5 separate regions of the Homo sapiens genome follow, and all the other regions are linked to region 1. A link is a contact called in ENCODE Hi-C or POLR2A ChIA-PET data. All regions are on one chromosome and are shown on one strand. Each heading gives the region's core, a stretch centred on a gene start or an enhancer-like site at or near the end of the contact. The rest is flanking DNA. Distances are from core to core; before and after follow the strand shown. Region 1 holds the start of ATP6V0E1 (ATPase H+ transporting V0 subunit e1). Region 2 has its middle 16 kb from the start of C5orf47. Region 3 holds the start of FBXW11 (F-box and WD repeat domain containing 11). Region 4 overlaps CPEB4 (cytoplasmic polyadenylation element binding protein 4). Region 5 has its middle 12 kb from the start of LINC02995.

Evidence for each region. A loop is a pair of places that touch in the nucleus more often than their neighbours do. ChIA-PET counts read pairs that join two places held with the same protein, here RNA polymerase II (POLR2A). Pooled maps may share reads with other maps.
Region 2: a map of CD8-positive, alpha-beta T cell shows a loop between it and region 1 (3-fold over the local background). The contact joins the enhancer-like site here to the promoter of ATP6V0E1 in region 1. A Hi-C loop is called at or near these places in 5 of 168 maps with a recorded cell type or tissue (CD8-positive, alpha-beta T cell, MCF 10A, PC-9 and 2 more) and 7 of 50 pooled maps.
Region 3: a map of naive thymus-derived CD4-positive, alpha-beta T cell shows a loop between it and region 1 (19-fold over the local background). The contact joins the promoter of FBXW11 here to the promoter of ATP6V0E1 in region 1. A Hi-C loop is called at or near these places in 1 of 168 maps with a recorded cell type or tissue (naive thymus-derived CD4-positive, alpha-beta T cell) and 7 of 50 pooled maps. POLR2A ChIA-PET finds 5 or more read pairs at or near these places in 3 of 52 experiments (HEK293, activated CD4-positive, alpha-beta T cell and naive thymus-derived CD4-positive, alpha-beta T cell).
Region 4: a loop to region 1 is called in a map of CD8-positive, alpha-beta T cell, with 8 times the contacts of the local background. The contact joins the enhancer-like site here to the promoter of ATP6V0E1 in region 1. A Hi-C loop is called at or near these places in 2 of 168 maps with a recorded cell type or tissue (CD8-positive, alpha-beta T cell and naive thymus-derived CD4-positive, alpha-beta T cell) and 6 of 50 pooled maps. POLR2A ChIA-PET finds 5 or more read pairs at or near these places in 1 of 52 experiments (B cell).
Region 5: a loop to region 1 is called in a map of GM12878, with 2.0 times the contacts of the local background. The contact joins the enhancer-like site here to the promoter of ATP6V0E1 in region 1. A Hi-C loop is called at or near these places in 1 of 168 maps with a recorded cell type or tissue (GM12878) and 3 of 50 pooled maps. POLR2A ChIA-PET finds 5 or more read pairs at or near these places in 1 of 52 experiments (activated B cell).

The regions. Positions count from the first base shown.
Region 1 is chr5:172,982,276-172,985,133 of GRCh38, forward strand. It overlaps ATP6V0E1 (ATPase H+ transporting V0 subunit e1), which reads left to right and starts at 1,496. Exons shown (of 4, transcript NM_003945.4): 1 at 1,496-1,689. The coding sequence starts at 1,586. RefSeq lists an enhancer at 1,311-1,605 and a silencer at 1,371-1,550.
Region 2 is chr5:173,971,711-173,974,568 of GRCh38, forward strand. No RefSeq gene overlaps it. Among named protein-coding and RNA genes, the nearest start is that of C5orf47, 16 kb to the right of the region's middle. RefSeq lists an enhancer at 1,482-1,561. Within about 2 kb of position 1,366, at least 13 of the 41 ENCODE cell types and tissues checked have a DNase peak (open chromatin) inside an H3K27ac peak, as active enhancers do.
Region 3 is chr5:172,005,187-172,008,044 of GRCh38, forward strand. It overlaps FBXW11 (F-box and WD repeat domain containing 11), which reads right to left and starts at 1,452. Exons shown (of 14, transcript NM_001378974.1): 1 at 1,272-1,452. The coding sequence starts at 1,316. RefSeq lists enhancers at 617-736, 1,336-1,963, 1,507-1,776 and silencers at 1,077-1,186, 1,197-1,476.
Region 4 is chr5:173,916,581-173,919,438 of GRCh38, forward strand. The region is part of intron 2 of CPEB4 (cytoplasmic polyadenylation element binding protein 4); the gene reads left to right. Among named protein-coding and RNA genes, the nearest start is that of CPEB4, 30 kb to the left of the region's middle. RefSeq lists an enhancer at 1,423-1,682. Within about 2 kb of position 1,356, at least 39 of the 41 ENCODE cell types and tissues checked have a DNase peak (open chromatin) inside an H3K27ac peak, as active enhancers do; they include B cell and CD8-positive, alpha-beta T cell, where a contact is called at or near this core.
Region 5 is chr5:173,590,043-173,592,900 of GRCh38, forward strand. No RefSeq gene overlaps it. Among named protein-coding and RNA genes, the nearest start is that of LINC02995, 12 kb to the left of the region's middle. Within about 2 kb of position 1,381, at least 4 of the 41 ENCODE cell types and tissues checked have a DNase peak (open chromatin) inside an H3K27ac peak, as active enhancers do.

The DNA of each region.
Region 1 (2,858 bases), core at 246-2,745:
CTCAGGAGGCTGAGGCAGAAGGATGGCTTGAGCCCGGGAGTTCCAGGCAGCAGTGAGCTATGGAGCACCACTGCACTCCAGCCTGGGTGACAGAGCAAGGCCCTGTCTCAAAAAACAAACAAACAAACAAAACTGTTTTACCTTTCTTTTTCTTTCTTTCTTTTTTTTTTTTTTTTTGAGGCAGAGTTTCACTCTGTCGCCAAGGCTGGAGTGCAGTGGTGCGATCTCAGCTCATTATAACCTCTGCCTCCCAGGGATTCAAGCGGTTCTTGTTCCTCAGCCTCCTGAGTGGCTGGGACTACAGGTGCATACCTGGCCAATTTTTGTATTTTTAGTAGAGATGGGATTTCACCATGTTGCCCAGGCTAGTCTTGAACTACTGACCTCAGGTGATCTGCCCGCCTCGGCCTCCCAAAGTGCTGGGATTACAGGTGTGAGCCACCATGCCTGGCCTGTTTTTCTTCTTACCATTCTGGCTAATTTCTACTTGTCTTTCAAGGCTCAGCAAGGACGAGTTGGGTAGAAAGCCTTGCAGGGTCGTCCACTTACTTTCACACTGCATTGAGTCGCCTGTTTGCAAGGTCATCTGCTCCCCAGAATGTGAACTCCCTCAGGGGTGCCTGATTGACTTCTGTAACTCCAGAGCCTGGCACAGCACACAAGATAAATAGTGGTGCGCTAGTTAAGAGCTCTGGCCTTGAAAATCAGATAATCAGGGGTTGAATCCTGGCCCTGCCACTTACTATGTGACTTTGGGCAAGATCCTTATCCTCTTCCCTGGGCCTCAGTTTCTTCAACTGCAAAGTGGGGATAATAATTACAATTACCTCATAGGCTGAAGTGAGGAGTTCAACACGGGCTCATGCACTTTTTTTTTTTTCTTTTGAGACAGAGTGTTGTTCTGTTGCCCAGGCTGGAGTGCAGTGGCGCAATCTCGGCTCACTGCAACCTCCACCTCCCGAGTTCAATTGATTCTCCTGCCTCAGCCTCCTGAGTAGCTGGGACCACAGGCGCGCACCACCACACCCAGCTAATTTTTGTATTTTTAGTAGAGACAGGGTTACACCATGTTGGCCAGGCTGGTCTCGAACTCCTGACCTCAAGTGATCCGCCTGCCTCAGCCTGCCAAAGTGCTGGGATTACAGGCGTGAGCCACCGCACCCGGCCTGGGGCTCATGAACTTAAAGATCATGGCCCAGTGCCAGGCACACGGGAATTCAGAATAGTAAGGGACAACTATTGTTAAGTTCTCTATGTCTGTTGCATAAGTAGATGAGGCTGTAGATAACTACACTCTTTGTCTAAAAGGGCCAAGTTCTCATCAGAACACTTTGCTGAGCCCCGGGTGACCGAATCCCTAGCTCTGGGGTGAGCGACATGCCTCCAAGGAGCTGCAGCCAGGAGACAGCCAGGCGAAGGCGGGGCTCTGCCTCTGGGCTCCCCGAGGGGCGGAGGCCGGCGCGCGGGTCACGTGGGGGCGCGGGAGGCGGGGCTTGCACACGCTGGTCACGCGGTCAGCTATTGACACTTCCTGGTGGGATCCGAGTGAGGCGACGGGGTAGGGGTTGGCGCTCAGGCGGCGACCATGGCGTATCACGGCCTCACTGTGCCTCTCATTGTGATGAGCGTGTTCTGGGGCTTCGTCGGCTTCTTGGTGCCTTGGTTCATCCCTAAGGGTCCTAACCGGGGGTAAGTGCGTGAGGCCCGCCTTGGGAGGAACGGGCGGTGAGGAGCTAGCAGGCCGGGGCGGGGAAAGGCACGACCCCCACACGGGTCAGAGAACGTTGCATGGGCGCCCCCCGCGCTGCAGAGTCAGGCCCCCGACCCGGCGGAACTCCTTGTGTTCCTTTTCGCAGCAGCTTCAGTGTCCTCCGGCCTGAGCGAGTGGAGGGTGACCTTTGGTGGACCCCCCTTGGAAACGAGTTTCAGGGGAATTTTTTCTCATCATAGTCCTGTGTGGGGAGGTGCAGTCGGAAATGAGCAGGCCGAATCTGGGAGAAACTGGGGTTTGTCCCTAGTCGACTGTCCCCCTTTAGCCCTGCCTTCCACCCACATGAGGCCTCGTTTGCCTGAACTTAAGGATCAAATAAATAAAACAGAAATTGGCTTCTCTGCCTCCCATGCTGTCGCGGTTGCGTACAGAACAAGCTCCTTCGACAACATTGAGCCCAGGCCTTGCATCTAGTGGGCGCCAGGAGGCGGTTGGGGCCTGATCTAAAGCGAGATTAATTACCAAAGAGCAGGAGGTATTGTTGAGAAACCCCTGCGTCATGCCTTTTGGAGGGCGCTCCGGCTCTTGTATGTGAGTGTAAGAAGTGCTTAGAATGATTGGCTAAGAAAGATTTTGTTTTTCCAGACTTCTTTGTTGGTTAGAGCTTTGTCTCTTTTGGAATTAAACTTTTTAACTGTAGTATAAAATAGAGGCTTAATCTTCAAAGGAGCCTTGGAACACCCTCTTCCTGGTTCCTCTTTTGCTTCTCAGTCATTTTTTTCTCAGTTCAAGATGATGAGAGGTGAAACTTCGACTGAAGTCAGTTTGTCAGAAACACCATCTCTTGCTTTATTCTTGAACCTAATTGGTGGCTTCATAGTGCCTGGTTTTCATAGTACCTTGTATGCACAGGAGGCACCCAATAAATACCTGTTGAGTGAATAGTTCTATTGTCTTTATTAAAAGAAAAAGATTTTTGGCCAGGTGCCGTGGCTCACGCCTGTAATCCCAGCACTTTGGGAGGCCAAGGCGGGCGGATCACGAGGTCAGGAGATCGAGACCATCCTGGCTAACACGGTGAAACCCGTCTCTACTAAAAACACAAAAAATTAGCCGGGCGTGGTGGCGGGCGCCTGTAATCCCAGCT
Region 2 (2,858 bases), core at 116-2,615, 990 kb after region 1:
TCCTGCTTCAACAAGTAAGGAGTGGTATTAATACTTAGTTGCATGAAACAGACTCTAATTCTGATCAAGCGGTGCTCTAATTTGGCGGGGGCGGGAAGGGCGGTTCTGGAAGGAAAATGAGATGGAAGTGATGATGCAGGCAACTTAATTAAGAGACTGGGCGCAAAACCCAGGTGTGTGTCTGTGTTGGTTTTGTGGTGTGGAGGCAGCAGGGGGAGGGAGGAAACACTCAGTTTTCCTGCTACCAGGTCTAGAGAATTGTATCTCAGTTCCCTGTAGGGGTGGGGCCCTCCCATTCCTTCAGGGTTGGGCCAGGTCCCCTGGGCCCAGGGTCCTTTCATTCACAAAGGACTGAAAATGGAGACAGCTGACATTATCTGAAGGCTGAACAATAGCCATAGAGCTCCACTGCCTGGTATCATAGCATTGAGCCCTGAACACCTTTCAACTTGGTACCATTATCACACCCTCTGTGGTAACCCACAAAGAATCCAATCTTCCCCTAATTCTCAACAAGAGCACAAGGATGTTACATTGTACTTTGAGGGTTAATAGCATTTATTTATTTGTTTAACATACACATTTAAAATATATCAATTTCTGTGTGTGGTTTTTTTTTTTTTTTTTTTTGAGATGGAGTCTTGATCTGTCGCCCAGGCTGGAGTGCAGTGGCGCCATCTCGGTTCACTGCAACCTCTGCCTCCCAGGTTCAAGCGATTCTCCCGCCCCAGCCTCCTGAACAGGTGGGATTACAGGCGCCCGCCACCACACCTGGCTAATTTTTATATTTTTAGTTGAGACGGAGTTTCGCCATGTTGGCCAGGCTGGTCTCCAACTCTTGACCTCAGGTGATCCGCGCGCCTCGGCCTCCCAGAGTGCTGGAATTTAGAGGCGTGAGCCACCGCACCCGGCCCACAATTTGTTTATTATAAAAAAGGAAATCTCTCTTCCCCTCAACACATAGAATTGGCCTGGGCCTCTTTCCCTCACAGAGCAGTCCTGGGGTTAGCACTTTGAAAGTTAGGGGACTTAGGAGCAAGGTGTGTTCCGGCTCCCCACTCCCCCCGAATCAGTCCCCTTTCCACTCTTGGGAACACAATGGAAGCTGCCAGAAGCTGTGGCAGAACTAGCGGAGGGTGAAGGAACAGCATTTCAGGCAGATGAGGTGGGTAGGCCCTTTCCTGACAGCCATCCCCGAGGTGTCCTCAGGGGACCATATGTCCCAGACCTGCTGCTGGCCAAATGGAATTCATGACTAGGAATATGCACCGTTTGGTTAACTGCGCTCCTGCAGCTGTTTGATGAGGGGTGGGGAGGGAGGAGCCAGTCACCTCTTTTGTGGGCTGAAATTCCATCTCACGTCATGGATCCTGGGCTCCCAGGCTGCGCACCCCCAAGCCCGCCTGCCTCTCTCCGCTTGCGCCGCGGCTCACGGGGGTTGGAGACGCACCTTCTCCACGTGCCGTTTTCAAAAAGCTCAGGCAGGGAGTCGTGTTTTGAGTTGAGGCTACTCACTTCACTTCTTGGTAATAATAAAAATTGAGGGAGGCGGCGTCGGGGGAAAAAAAGGGTTTCCTTCTTAAAGGGGAAGGGGGGAGATGAAAAGGGACGACTTTATCCGGGAGCTGTGACTGCCACCTGGTGGACAATGTCAGCTGAGCAAGACAAAGGCTCCCCGCTTCCAATCAGCCCTTCCTGCATTCTTCACTCTTCTGGTCGACTGTCTCCCTCCGGGAGAAGCTCCGTGGAGGGGAAGAGAGAAACAACCATAACACAGTGTGACGGATGCTGTGATTGGCGCGGTCTCGAATAGGGGCTCAGGCTGTGGCAGCCAGAGCCACACAGCCTGGGTTTGAGTCCCTGCCCCGGGACTTCCCTGCCGTAACTTTGGCTGAGCGACTTAACCTCTCCTGTGCCTCCTCCTTCTTATCTGTAAAACGAGGCTCACGGCCCCTACCTCACAGAATTGGCAGTTCCTGTCTCCTAGGTCGTAAGGATGGAATAACGCACTCCATGTACATACCGAGCACGGGTCTGGCTCAGAGACAGGGCTCAGAAATTGGCTGGTAGCATGGAGAGAAGCCTGGAGCCACGGGAACCTCTGGATGGTGTCAGGTGCTCTGCGGCCCACGGGGGCGGGGGAAGGACTAGTGAGCAGAAACTCCTCCTCGCCTTATCAGGTGAGAGAGACAGGCATGAACACTTGAATGAACAGAAAAGGCACGTTCCGGCCCCATGGTCTCCTTGGGGAGGTAGACTTGTACACAGGTGATTATAATTTGTAATAAGCATATTCTGGGATGGGATGCAGTGCCATAGGAGCTTCCCCACCTCGGGAGTGGGCAGACTTTGGGGAAACAGTGGAGGTGGCGCACGCTGGTACTGAGGGTTGGCCCCTTGCTGCAGGTGAAGGAGATGCTGGAGATGATGTCTAAGTGTTGAGATAAGCCACAGTCCTCTCCCCCTCTTACCAGAACACTCGAGTCCCAAGAGGCTGGTGGTGGTGGTGGTGGTGGTAGGGGGGCAGGTGCTGATATGAGGCTGAGGTGGGGGAGGGTGACAATAAACAAGTACACAGTAAATAAGAGAATTTCAGAGCATGGTAGAGACAATGTGTGAGGGAAGGCGCAAGGACAGAGCTGCTTTGGAGAGAGGGGTCCAGGATGGCAGCTCCCAAGAGGGGCCTTTAGGCTGAGATCTGCACCGTGAGAAGGTGTAAGCTGGGTGCACCCTCACTTATCAGGCTCTCGTGTCATCCTGCTGGGCATCCTGTTAGCAGCCCCGCATGCTGACTCTCGTGGAGAACAGGGAAGGCCCCAGGTGACTGGGACAGTGAGACAGCTCTGTGACTGTTCCAT
Region 3 (2,858 bases), core at 202-2,701, 980 kb before region 1:
ATAAACATTTTCACACTGAAGAAAATCTGGCTAGGAAAACATTTTGCTGGGTTAAGTAGATTCTTCCACCTCTCCTCTCAACCCTGGGGAAGAAGTTGTTACCGTGTTAGGAAAGATACAAAGAAACTGTCAAGGCTTCCATAGGAAGAAATCCTGGACATGTCCATTTGCTGATGCAGACTTCCTCTTCCCAGCTCTCCAGAGCCCAATTTGATTTCCCTCATGTTCACGTTGGCAGGTAATATCTGCCATATTTTATTTCTTCCACCAAATCATCCATCAATTAGCAAATTCTTCACTTCTAGCCACTCTCTCACTGTCCTGTTCCTAAAAACCCCTTCTGGTTTCAAATCCTAAAGCTTCGGAGGAGGGTGGAGGGTGTCCACGGACCGGGAGTCTGGCCTGGCTGCCAGTGGTTTCTAACAGAAGAGTGGTCGCTTCCCCCGGGGGCCAAGGATTCCCCTCTTTTTTTTTTCTTTCTGAGAAGAAAGACCTCGCGGCAGTGATGAGGATGGCTCCCTCCCCAGTCATCTCCAATTTCCCAAAGCAGCTCTGGAAAACGTGAAGTTGCGCCTTCTCTTTCCTGGAGGATGGAATCCAGAGTACCTGGGCCCTTGCTATGCAAACATCCCTCTCCGCCGGGTAGGAAACCCTTTGTCCGAGAAGCCGGACACCACAAGGGCCCGGGAAAGAGGCCTCCTTATCCGCCACAGCCTCAAACCCGAAAGCTCCCTGCCCCCCCAGCTCTGTAGGGCCTATCCTGGCATCCACACAGACCTAGGCTGGGGAGTGGGTGCTGAGACCTCTCCTAGGACGCGGAGGCCCAGGCGGCCCCAACCCATCTCCGTACTCCTTCCCACCATCTCACTCGGCCTGAGTGGGGCTTGCAAGCGCGGTGCGGGCCTGGGCCGAAACAGAGGAAAGAAAAAAAAATCCCTTTCTAAAAGAAGGAGAATGGGGTGCTAGAGCGAGTGCGACCTAAGTCTACAGCATAAACGAGCGAGGGTCGTCCGAGAGCTGGGACCGGAGACGGGACCAGGGGGAGGGGGAGAAGCGAGGGGCATGGAGGGGGCCGGGCCAGGACCGGCCGGAGATGTCGAGGGATCAGAGGAGCCCGCGCCAGGTCCGAGGCCAGGGAAGGCTGGGGGCCCGGGTCTGGGTCGAGGCGTCTGGGAAGGGCCAGAGCCGGCCTCGCACCGGACGTTGAGGTGGGCAGGCCCGCCCGGGGCCGGACGGACGGAAGCACAGACGGTCCAGCGGGCCGCACTCACCATGAGCTCGATGGTCTTGTCCTCAATCACCGAGTCGGGCTCCATGGCGGCCCCGGCGGCCCCGCCTCGCTCTCCCCGCGCAGCAGCGAACGGCCCGGGCGGAGGAGGCGACGGCGGAGGCGGCAGAGGCGGAGGCGGCTATCGCACCCACTCTAGCTGCCAGCCCGCCCGGGCCGCCGGCAGCTCCGCCCTCCCCCTCGGCGAACGCAGTACGCAGATCGGGGACTACACCTCCCAGCAGGCGCCGCGGCCCGCAGAGCGTTGTGGGACCGAGCCTCTGACACCAGGTTGCTGGCTCTTGGCAGCCCGAAGCTGAACTCCGAGCTGAGAGTAGCACTGGACGGTGGGCGTAGGACGTGCAGACCTGAAGAGTTAAGAGCTTGCTCATGGCAGGGCCTCGAGAGCGCCACGACTACGTGTCCCAGAAAGCCGTGCGCCCGGGTTGTCCTTCCGGCTAGCTTCTCTTGACTTCCTGGCAGCCCAAGGCTGCCCAGACCGGGACGGAAACTCCGAGGCAACTCCTCACTTGTCGGAGGTCCTGCGTATGCGACCCATTTCCGCACATGCGCGGTCCATGCCGCAGTGCTCCCTAGACGCCTAGGTAGCTGCGCGGCCCGTCCGGCAGTGTCTGATGGTAGGGGCAGATGGTGGAGACAGGTGGGTTCTAGGTGCGTTAGGAAGGTGTATAGACCTGGGGCTCAGGTGTGGGAAGGGGCCAGCGAGTGAGAGAAGCTCGGCCTGGGGAAGAGGCTCTGAGAGGATGGGCATCCCAGGAGTGAGAGTTTCGAGATTTCTTCGGGAAAGACGGGGTTTTGGGAAATGTGCTGTGGTGCTGTCTGTATGTCACACGATCTGCGAGGAGCTGCGAGATTAAAGGGGACGTGCGTATATCGAGCCCCTCATTCATTCGTTCAGAAAATGGTTATTTTTTAAGCATCCAGCTTCCGCTGCGTACCGTTCTAGGCGCTGAGAATCAGCTCTGAACATGACAGACAAGGCTCCTGTTCTCATGGAGCTTAATTCTGGTGGAGGGACGACAGACACTAACCAAAAGAGTGGCTAAGAAGGAACACACAAGCGGAGACTCCTTCTAGTGAACTCAGCCTCCAACTCTGTGTAACTTAGGTCTGTCCGTGCCCTCTAACCAAATCCCACCAGGAAGACACGGATCGTTGAACAAGCTGGGTTTATTACTAGTTGCAGTGACTGAGAACACACATTGAGGAACGATAGGGCCTCTCGGTAAGAGTTGTTAGTGATTTGGGAGAGGGTTTAAGGAAGTGAGAGCTTCACTGGATTAGATACTGTCAGGAAGAGAGGGTCGTTCCATGATTGAGCATCTCAGTTCATCTTATCTAGAGGAAGGGAATTCTAGATTGAGGCTAAAGCTGTGCAGATAAAGAAACAGCAGCCTGGCCGGGCGCAGTGGCTCACGCCTGTAATCCCAGCACTTTGGTAAACCGAGGCAGGCGAATTGCTTGAGCGCAGGAGTTCCAGACCAGCCTGGGCAACATGGCGAAACTCTTCTCTACAAAAAATACAAAAATGAACCGGGCCTGGTGGTGCGCGCCTGTCATCTCAGTTACT
Region 4 (2,858 bases), core at 106-2,605, 930 kb after region 1:
TTTAAAACACTTTCATATTTTTTCTTGCTTTATCTACGTGTTAAATTTAGAGACCCTTCCCTGACTATTTTTCATTGCTGTAAATTTGTTTGAAACAAATGCTTAAATGAGTGGGCAAGTGATGATTCCATCTGTGCTTCTTTTCTTTGTTGCTAAGCAAAAGAATTTATAATAACCTTTCTAGAAGAAAATCATGAAACTCAAGTTGAAAGTTTAGTACACAAAGCTTGTTTCATCAGTTTTATAAAAGTTTTTTTTATATCATTGTAAGAGAGTGGCTGTGGGGATTATTTAAATTCTGTATCTTTACAGTTGGGATAGAATTTAGTGCTACTTAAAAATATGTAATAAATAATAGGAAACCTTAACTTTTCTTTCGATACACCATTTTACTAATATTCCTATATTCCAAATTGCAGTCACTTAGTTGACTTAGAGAACACATGTTGTATACTGGTAGAGAGGCATTAGAACAAGTATTTTATACAGATACTGACTCTGTGCAGGCTGAAATAGCTCTGGAAACCTGCTATGAGAGTTGCTAAATTTTGTCACTTATTTATTTCATATGTTATAAATTTGAAGTAATTTGGGAATAAATAATTTTTTTTCAAAATGAAAGGAAGTCCTACTAAAATAGGTTCTGTTGCTTTAATATTAGAATGATTTATTTCAGGTAGGAATGGTGGGGAGAGTATATAATTTCTTACAGTATTTAACCTTTTTCTATTTAAATTGGTTTGCCTGTGGCAAAATAAGAACAGATTACTGGTACCCTAACCTCCAACCTTTTTAAAGGATTAGATGGACATTTTCCTTTAAGGGACATTTAATGGGGCAGATTCAAAGTACCATAAAGAAGAAGTGGATAGGCTGGGCGTGGTGGCTCACGCCTGTAATCCCAGGGCTTTGGGAGGCCAAGGTGGGTGGATCACCAGGAGTTCAAGACCAGCCTGGCCAACATGGTGAAACCCGTCTCTACTAAAAATGTAAAAATTAGCAGGGCGCGGTAGCGGGCGCCTGTAATCCCAGCTACTTGGGAGGCTGAGGCAGGAGAACCGCTTGAACCTGGCAGGCGGAGGTTGCAGTGAGCCAAGATCAAGCCATTGCACTCCAGCCTGGGCGACAAGACTGAAACTCCATCTCAAAGAAATAAAAAAGAAGAAGAAATGGATAACGCAAACCAGTTAATTTTACTCGGATTTATAATCAAATTTCTCCTTCCAAGTAAATTATTAGTGTGTGGTATCAAATGTGTCTGGCGAATTGAGGGATCTTTAAATATCATTAAGTCTTTAAGACTCAGAGTCGGCCGGCAGCTGCCTGCGTGTCTGGCTGAAGCCTTCCTGAACTAGGCTGGCTCTTTCTTGCTCGGTTTGGATGATACCAAGTAATTCAAAGTAGCGTAACAGGGGAGTGACTTAAGTCTCCTAAGAATTAGAAAGTTGCCTTAATTCTCAAAGCCTCATAAGTAATGGAGGACGTTAAATAGCAAAGAGTATAATTTAAACTGGGCTACAATTAAATGTGTGTGTGGCTATGTAGGAATGAAGCGTGTTTCTTCTCCTCCTGTACTCTCCCTCTCTTGACTGCGGAAATGGAACATCCTAAACAGTCTTTCTCTTGCCTTGGCTTAGCTGTGCTGTAGGATGGGACCTGGGCTTCTGTGTTGAGGTAACTTCTATTGTGAGGAAGAAGAGGGCGAAATTGTGTGGCATGATTTTTTTGTATGAAAAGTGAAGGGCCTATTCTTAATTTTGAACAACTGCCTGCTTTCTGATTTACTTTTGATCCGGATTTGTTGGATTCCTCACTGTACTGTGTAGGTTGAGCTTACAAAGGTGTGGATTTTGAGCAGTGCGATTACCCCCTTTCAGATTTGGGGTTGCTGTTGTTTTTGTCTTTGGGTTTTTATAAGGCGGGGAGGGTAAGGGGAAATGCCTAGGAAAGAAAATCATGTGATGTATGTGAATGCCGACATCGTCATAGGATCGGACTGAAGCCTTTCTCCCTCTAGCCTCTGAATGGAAACCAACTCAGTTCAAACTAAATGCATCTTGTGCATGGGCCAGATCCTCATCTGCCCCGTTTACTTACATAACACATACTAGTCAATCGAAAATAGTGATCCTCTGCCCTCTACCTGCCACACATTCGTGATTGAATATTTAACCCTTGTTTTTATTTGGTCTGAAAATCAAATAAGCAGTTGCCACAAAGGGGGAATTTGTCTTATGTCATCCATGATGTGGGTCCGTAATTACTTAAGCAGCCCCTTTATCTTAATCCTGAACATTGAACACAAGGAATCCTATTTTGAGGCCATGAAAATCGGTTATCGTTTTATTCTTTGTTACCTGAGTGAGAGGTGAGGGTAACGGTGGGCGAGTAGATGGGGGAAGTATTATAATAGTAAACTTTTAATGTTATTAGAAGGTTAAACATACATTTAAAAGATTTTTTTAATACATAATTTTTTCTTTTCAGTTGTAGTAAAGTTCCCTTATAATATGGTTATTATGACTTAATATTGTTTGACATACATTCAGGGCAGGGATTTAACTATGTGTGGTAGATAAAAACTTAGAGATAAATAAGAAAACAAGCAACAATCAGGTAACAAATTAACAAGTACTTTTCTTTAATGTTTTGCTTTGTCATATTAAGTTTTGTGTACAATTTAAGCTTATGTTTTACCATCTGGACAGGCAAAAATAGTAATCTCCACTCAGAAATGAAATCAGAATGACAATTAAGTAGTAAGATTTTCAGACTTTGTCCACAGTTTGTCAATGATAAATATTAGGGACCTTCCTACTGTAAAAAAGAGAAGGGGCCCCACAATATTTATGGGGATA
Region 5 (2,858 bases), core at 131-2,630, 610 kb after region 1:
CCTGGTTGAAGATGGCTACATTAAGTAGCTCCATGATTATTCGGAATTCTTCTGCCTGTGATATTTGAACCATTCATTTAAAATCTGTTACAAACCAAAGCAGGGGGCAATGGGGATGGCATGGGGGAGAAATGTCTCCAAGCTTGGAATTGCTCTTCTACCCTTTAGGGAAATGAAGGGATGGTGCAAATCTAGAAGGAAAAGAGAAAAGAGGAAGGAGAATTCGCAAGCTAGGGCACATGCAGGTGGTGGCTGTGCCTTCCCTCCTGCTTGCTCACCAGCACGGCGAAAGCTGGGCAGCCCACCGATGTCACTGCTCCAGGCTGTCTCAATTGTACCTCAGATCCCATTAACATGCCCCAGAATCTTGAAATAATATATTGGTGAGCCTCCTAAACAATAGTGGAAAAGTTTTCCTTCTTTTGTTCTGAGCAGACTATTTTTAAAAAGAGTCATATGGTTATAAGACCACAGCAAAATCATCTGTTTCAAAAGTGTCTCTCCTCCTCCCTCCTCTCTCTGAATGAGTGACGGGCGCTAAGCTGTGTGCCCAGACCTACTGTAGGGAAGTCCTCAGGAACATGTTCCCCAGAGAATGCCCCAGCATCACCTGGTCAGGAGAAATGGGGTCCTTGGGACTTGTGAACAGGTCCCAGCTCTGGGGAAAAAACCACCAAGAATTTTTCCACTCTGGGAGGGAAGAAAGAACTCTTCTAGTTTTGGATCTTTAATGAAAGGCAAAAGCAATTTGGGAAAAACAAGATCTGGCTACAAAATAAAAAGGTTATTTTTACTGCGGAGAGCAAGCCATCTAATGAAATGCTGCAATTGCCAAAGTTTGTTCGGCCCCCGGGGAACTTTACGGGCACTTAAGGGTCTGTCCTTTTGACTGTGGAGCCCATTTGTGGTGAATGTTTCACGAATTCAGGGAGACCACAGCCAAGGTCGAGCAGTCCCTGCCAACTGAGTTGGTGTCCCCTGAGGATTGAAGTCTGTTTCCAGAAGGGGAGACTGAGGTTTCATTTGTTAAAGTGACATCGCCATCCTTCCTCAGAGCCGTCCCGGACCCGGAGCTGCCGCCCACACACCGGCACGCAGGCCACAGGGGACCTTGCCTTCTGGGTCATTCTGTCCTTGAGCTCTCTGCAGATGCACTGAGAGGCGAGTTTCTTGCTGAGGTCACATGCCCTGTGCACACATCCTTTCAAACTGGACAGAAAATATTTTCTGATGATTGTCTGTAGACAGATTTAGAGCTGAGATCCCTGCATTCCTGCATTCTGAATTGAGAAGTATCAGATAAGTGGGCCTGAGAGCCATGGCTCTTCTAGGAGACATATGAAATCAGCATGCAGTTGGTGCTTCTCACTCATGCTCGCTGCAGGCCTCCCTCCTTTACAGAGAGACAGGCAGAGCGGCGCCAAGGCAGCTGTGGCTTTGCAGTCAGACAAGGCTGGATTGGAATCCCAGATCTATCACTGTAATCTCTCCATCAATTTCTCTAACTGCAGGCAGAGATGACATGAAGTGGTATATGCAAAATGCCTGAAAAATAGCAGATTGCAAAAAACAAATAGTAAATGGGGAAGGATAGATTTCCTCTTTTGACACAGACCTCCTGCTCTTGATTCTTAAAAAGCTAACCTGTTCTCCATTTCTACTATTTTTTTTTTAAAGTACACAATTCAACAGAGTATTGAGATGGTTTTAAAAAATCCCAATTTTCCCACAAATCCAAACATGGTAATTTACCACAGGTAGACCTTAATTTTTTTCACATTTTAGAAAGTATTTGAGGCATTTTCGTTTGTGAGAGAACCCTAAAGTCTTGCCTTCTAGTTTGTGGATATTTAGGTGTGCCTATGCTTTTATGTGCTGCGGATACATTAAGATACGTTAAGATCAGCCAATCTGAACAGCTGAAAAGCTTTTATCACCAAGGAGCTTAACAGCTCTGGAGATACATTCATTTCCTGTACAACTGGTCTGACCTATAGCTTGGGGTATGAAATCTAGTCATATCTCTGTTTTATTCTAATTAATCACTGAGTCCTCTCTCCCCCTCACACACTGTTATTATAAAGTTTAATATCTTGCTTTTGAATTTTCCAATACCCCCTGAGGCCTTACTTAGTCTTATTTCTGAAATACCAGATGTAGAGAAAAACTGCAATCAGCCTTCCATTGTGCCTGCTTCTCTTCACCACAAGGTGGCACTGTTGAACACCAGTCCTGCACAGCTCCATGGACATTCACACTGCTTTGTTGAGATCTTCACTCTTTTGTATCTCTCGTTTCTGCAGTGGTGTCCCACATTTGGGGTCCAAAGTTGGCTCCCTTGGTTGATGTTCAGACATTATTCCCCCAAATGAGACCCTGAGTAGCTTTCAGCTTCAGCTATCATAGTTCTAGGGCCACCACCTCCATCAACTATTAGGTTTTGAGCCCAAATCAGTGACTACTGACCTAGACACTTACATGTTTTAGAGGCAAGTATTATGGACAGAATATTTGTGTCCCTTCATACGTTGAAGCTCTAATCCCTGTATTTGGACATGGGGACTTTCTGGATGTAATTAAGGTTAAATGAGGTCATAAGGGTAGGGTCCTGATGCTGTAGGATTGGTATCCTAATAAGAGATGCCAGAGAACTTGTGTGTGTGCTCTCTTTCTCCCCCATGTGTGGACACAGTGAGGAGGCAGCCGTCTGCAAGCCGGGAAGAGAGCCCTCACCAGAACCCAGCCATGGTGCCCTGATCTTGGGCTTCTCAGTTCCCACAGAACTGAGCGAAGGTACATGTCTGTTGTTGAAGCCACCCAGTCCATGGTATTTTGTTACAGCAGTGCAGGCAGACTAA